Regions from separate parts of the Homo sapiens genome. Here region 2 is linked to region 1. A link is a loop called in an ENCODE intact Hi-C map of the cell type or tissue named here. Cell type or tissue: chondrocyte. All regions are shown on one strand. Links, peaks and the distances in the headings refer to the core of each region. The heading gives the core; the rest is flanking DNA.

Region 1 (2,940 bases), core at 278-2,777:
CTGAAATTTATATTATTTGTTGCATATCTTACCTGTCGAAGTGTCATCTGTACTTATAGATCAATTTCAAATCTAGCATCTACCAGGAACAATGATTGATTCTTATGTAACTCCAAAAGTTAAATTAAATGGTAGAAACCTCAGCTGTAGGACCTGCTAAGTGGAAAACAGTTTCACATAATAAAGCTTAGTGAAAACATACCTTACATTATACAGCAGTATAAAATGAATCAGAAAATGAGGTGACATAATTTAACAAGAGCTAAATTTAATTATCCTGCATAGAATAATGTTGGATTGAAATGGAAGATATAGCAATCATCGAATGCTATGAACCCCAAAGAAATCCACAGTTTCTCCTAATTTCAATACAATTAAATTCAATCTTATACTTTCATTCGAAGTTATTAAATAACAGTCTTCCAAGATTATACCTACTTTGTATCAATGTTGTCTTATTCCCCACATTTTATTTCTTTAATCTCATTTAAAAAATATTATATAATTGAGATGGCCTGTGTTCTGATGACATTAACATTTTAAAATAAATAATCAGTTCTTATAATAAAATCAAAAACACGAAAAGGACATTTTATATTACAAGTAAGATTAGGATGATTATCATGTACCAGACAAAATTTAATTGCATGTTTAATGTTATAAATTATGTCATGTATTTTACTCTAGAACACAAAGTATTACAAAGTATGTGTATATCAACATTATTTTATATAATTTAGTTGTATATGATTTATAATTGAAGATTTATATATTTTTATGCATTCACTATTTCTTGAATTCTAAAAATAGTAATCATATCAAGAATATTAATAAATGTATATTGACCATCTTTAATGGAAAATTACTTTGGTAAACACTACATATATATATAGAGAGAGAGAGAGAGAGAGAGAGAGTCTTTACAACAACCCTTTAAATGATATATTATTATGATCCTTACTTTACAGGTAAAAAGAGTGAAAATTAGAAAAGAAAAATAACTTGCTGAGGGCCACACAACTAGTAAATAACAGAACAGAGGCATCCATTCAGGTCTGGCTGAGTGTAAAAGATCATGCTTTACTGCCCTAGTCAGTTTTAATGAAACATAAAATGCATTAGTTTTGAGTTACTTGACATTTAAAAGTTAGACGTTAAGTAAAATATCAAGTGATATATTAGCATAATGTAAATCCATTAATTTTCAAATTTAAAAACACTATTGGTTGTGGGTTGTTAAACATATCTCAAGAGAAAAATATCTTCATAAAATATGTGTAAGAAAGGTGTTTTTTTTCAAGAAAAGCAAGTTCAAAATCAAATGTCTAACTGGCTATAAATCATTCTGCAAAAGATGTGCATGGTAAAATTGTAATTTATAGTTCAATATCTCCCTCTGCTGTTGGCAAATACTAGTGAAAATCATTTAAGCATGTGCCTATATAAATGATATAATACTTTCATTCTTTTAAAACACTAAACCTCATTAAAATGTTTATAATCTTTTTCTCTGTCTTTGGAAATTGTGAATCCTAGATTATATTTAAGAAAACATTTTATTATTTTGAAATGTATACAAAACTGTTAAAAGTTAATTTATGGTGAATAATTTATATAATAAATTTACCCTTCCAAAATCAGTCTATTTCATAAAGCTGTTTCAGGTCAATACATGGCCTATTAATTGTCACTGGAATGCTAACACTTTTTTCTATTATATGATTGAAAATTATTTAAAAATTACTTTAAATTTCATAGGTTTTCAGGATAGGATAAACTATGACTAAATATATCTTTTTTCAATATCTTTATTAGTAAATTTACAGCTCTAAATTTAGTATTGAATACTATTTCATAATAACAAATAATACAAACCACAAATACAAAAAGTCACATCATAAATGATTTAAATAAAACATTATATTAGCAACATTTTGTTCCCAAGGTAAAAGCAGAGCATAGACACTCAAAGGAATATATCATTATTTTGTATTTGCAAAGAATCTTTTGTGTTTTTAATAAGGTATTTACTAAAATTATATTTATTGTAGTAACATTATGTAGGTATCAATTAATCTTCTCTACGGTTTATGATAATTAAGAGAAAATAGAAACTTAATGAATAAAATATTTGGAAAATTATGTGTTTTTAATCACAGGAAACAAAGAAAATTAAGGTTAAATTAATATGTGGAAATCCAGGAAAAGTCATAAAGTGCTTTGCAATCCAGTAAAGTTAATTTAGCAATGGAATTAACTTATTATTTATATGAATATCAAGTTTAATGATTTACACAATGAAAGCTTAAACTTTTATTGTTGGCTCCCCGTTTTTATTTCTACTTTTTTTAAACCTCATATGGATTGCAATGAATTTTTATAATTCAGTTTATCTTAGCTTCATACAATAAAAATGAATCTCTGGCTTGCACATACTCCAATGCGGTTGTTTCTGGCCACTAATCTCTTGTGTGACTTTGCTCCAAGCAGTAATTAGAGTCATGCCTCTTTACATTTGTGGTGCTCACAGCTTCTAGGGCTGTTAAGTTATTCTAGTTATGGAGACAGAGAAAACGAGAGAGAGAGACTGAAGAATTGACAAACCGTTCTAGGGCTAGACCTAGAAGTGATGTATGTCATGTCCACTTCATTATATTGGAGCTCTGAATTAACTGGATATTGGTACAAACTAGAAGTTACCACTAGTATCATTTCTTCATTGTATTTGTCTCTGTCTGCAATTTGTTTTGAAATTACAGTGGTGTTAGTATTTTATATTTTTCTTAATTTATGAGCAAGATGTAGGTTTTCTTTTGATAAAATGTGAAATGTTCCCATTTCACCTAAAACTGAAAAAGAATATGATTAAATAGAAGCCCCTTCCAGAAAAGAAAAGCTTATGGAAAGCCTCACCTTTGATGTGAAGAAGTAAGAGAAAGA
Region 2 (2,940 bases), core at 177-2,676, 970 kb before region 1:
ATGGCAATTATGTAAAGGCATAATCTGTTTAGGTATCTATGTTAGAGACATTTGGCATAAAGAAAATTTTACATTTTGCAAATAGCTTAGTCATTCATTCAATCACACAACTATATATTTACTGTGAGGTTATTATGACTCAGAACTATGGTGGCTGGTAGCAACGATTACACTTAATGACTGCTATCCTCTTTTTAATTTCAGTGGTGTCTCTTTTGCTTTTATATTTTAGTGAGGTATAGTGTTAATAATTACTTGTGAGTTTTTATGTTCAGATTATTTGCAAGCTGCTCATAAACCTTTCATATAAACTGCCTTTTGCATTATTAGCAAAGCACAGAAATAGCTCACATGTTTAAAAATTTAAATCATTGAAAAAGAATTTTTTACTGTCTTCACAAATGTAAAATAAAAGACTATATGGTAAATTTCCATTTTAACTTCATATGCTTTATTTGAATTTTAGATATTTTGAAAAGTTAATATGAAATATGAATATGATTCGCAAGGCACAAGTGGTTCTCTTTCCAGATCCAGTGTCTGATAATACTTGGTAGGTTTTGATTCCCTAGACATATCCTAAAATTTTCCTTAGTTTTATTTTTACTTTTGCAATTTATGCAAACTGAAATGTATACTTGGATGAAAATATCCCAAGCATGTTATAAAATGAGCTCAAATTCTTTCATTCTCATGAAAACTTAATAGATTATTACAGTTGATATTGTACTTAGTAGAATTATTTGACATCTGTTTACATAAATTACATTCTCTGCAAAATTTTCAGTGTGCTGAGGGAGATAACTACTTTTTTACATGGTTTTCCCTCCTCAAATGTACACATATTAATTTGATTAAAATAGACCAATTAAATGAATGGAAAATAAACTTTCCTCCTAATTTTTTGGGAATAAACTATTTCAAACTTAGTCGTCAATCAAGTATGAGAAACTGGTGCATGCTGACTTAGTTATAAATTTGCTTATTTTATTGATACCATATAGCATTTAACTTTATGTTCTCACTGAATTTTAATCCTATTAAAATTCTCCTGGCAGTTCTATTCAGAGAGAAAAGTTAGAATTTCTACAAAACTTAAAATTATTTATAGATGAGTATCTCAATATATTTTTGTTGAGATATATCTAGGAGGATAGTTTATGTTTAGTTGTTGAAATACATCAATATTGAGCTCTTGGTGTGTCTCAACCAAATAGCCACATAGGGGAGCTCTAACCCAGCAAAAGAATAAATCACCTGCTAAACAGGATACCAAAACAATATTTTTTTCTTTTCAAAATGAAATCCAAAGAGAGTTTTAGCCATTTTTACATTATTCCAATTATATTCTTTACATGCCTCTCAGAAATGTTTACCTGAAAATTACGTGTCACATTCAAAATGATTTACAGCAAAAGCCTTTTTCCCCCTGCTAACCTGTGTCTATTCTACATTAGCATGAAATTGCATTGCAATAGCTAGAGATTTTAGTTCAAAGCAATTATACTCAATAAAATGACTATGAATTTAGTTTGCCTGCAGTAACTGATGAATGGAAGTGTTCATTGACTGTATAAAGATAAAAATATGGCTGAGCCCAGTGGCTCATGTCTGTAATCCCAGCACTTTGTGAAGCCGAGGTGGGTGCATCACCTCTGGTCAGGAGTTTGAGACCAGACTGGCCAAAGTGGTGAAAGCCCATCTCTACTAAAAATACACACACAAAAAAAATTAGCCGTGCATGGTGGTGCATGCCTGAATCCCAGCTCCTTGGGCAGGAGGCAGGAGAATCACTTGAACCTGGGAGGCGGAAGTTGCAGTGAGGAGAGGTTGTGCTACTGCACCTCATCCTGGGAACCTGGGCAACAGAGTGAGTGAGATGCCGTCTCAGGAAAAAAAAAAAGTGGGGGGGGAGATGAAAGTATCAGAGCAAATCTTTAATAATGTATAGTTAATTCATGGTAAAAATGACTATTTTTAACTCTCTGTCCTATATTGAGTACATATTTCAACACTTTCTGCCTGTGTGGTAATTTTAACTGAACTAGAACATTTGTTTTGTGTTTTATATTATGCAGTTTAAGAATCCTGAATCCAAAAATCTGAAACCCAAAATGTTCCAAAATTCAAAACTTTTCAAATACCAACATGATGTTCAAATAAAATGCTCATTGAAACATTTCAGAGTTCAGATTTTGGAATAAAGGATGCTCAACCAGCATGTATAATACAAATATTGTAAAATCAAAAAAAAATTGAAATCTAAAACACTTGAAAACCATTTGGAAAAAGGAGACTCAACCTGTAAAATGAAACACAATGTAAAATAAAATATCATTAAATGCTTTTAAAAAAATGATTGAAAGTCATCACTTAATAGTACATAATTCTTAATAGTTTGATTTTTTAGTTTTAACTAAATTTATTTCATAAATATTTCCAAATGATTTTAACAAAGAGAAGAAAAAACATGCTTTTGGGGGATTACTTTCAGAATAGGAGCATGAGAAACTACACAGAACCTCTCCCAAGAAAATCAACTATGAATGGCAAAAGCTAGTAAAAATACATTTGTATAAACAATTTAGCTTTTAAAGACTCTGCAAATTGTCCTAAGAGCATGCAGCAAATGAAGAAGCAATAAATCTTATTAAGAACAGTGAAAGTCTATGTCACTCGGGCTCCAGCCTATCCCTTCTAGATCAGAGGACTGAAACTCTGCTTGGATTGAGTGTGGCTAAGAAAACAGGGCTTATTCTCTTTGTCTCAGCTCCTGGTCAATGGTTATAGTATATGAATGGAAAGGCGGCAAACCACTAGCATTTCTCAAAACCCTCAGTTCCATGTCTTGAAAGCTAACTCCAGGTGATTGCCATAAAGAGGCTGGGCTCCCCCCATCCCTTTATCTAGCTCCTATTCCGAGGGCTGAGGCTATACCTC

What was found. Peaks named below come from ENCODE experiments on the same cell type or tissue, not always from the same donor. Only the 100,000 strongest peaks of a DNase experiment are listed, where the experiment ranks them.
Region 2: a loop joins it to region 1, with 4 times the contacts of the local background. A loop is called at or near these places in 12 of 110 quality-filtered maps.

Annotation. Positions count from the first base shown.
Region 1 is chr13:85,815,223-85,818,162 of GRCh38, forward strand. No RefSeq gene overlaps it. Among named protein-coding and RNA genes, the nearest start is that of SLITRK6, 17 kb to the left of the region's middle. In chondrocyte, for the core only: CTCF peaks have their summits at 1,402 (motif pointing left) and 1,621; no DNase peak of the experiment used is centred there.
Region 2 is chr13:84,843,441-84,846,380 of GRCh38, forward strand. No RefSeq gene overlaps it. Among named protein-coding and RNA genes, the nearest start is that of SNORA107, 61 kb to the left of the region's middle. In chondrocyte, for the core only: CTCF peaks have their summits at 1,238 and 1,445; no DNase peak of the experiment used is centred there.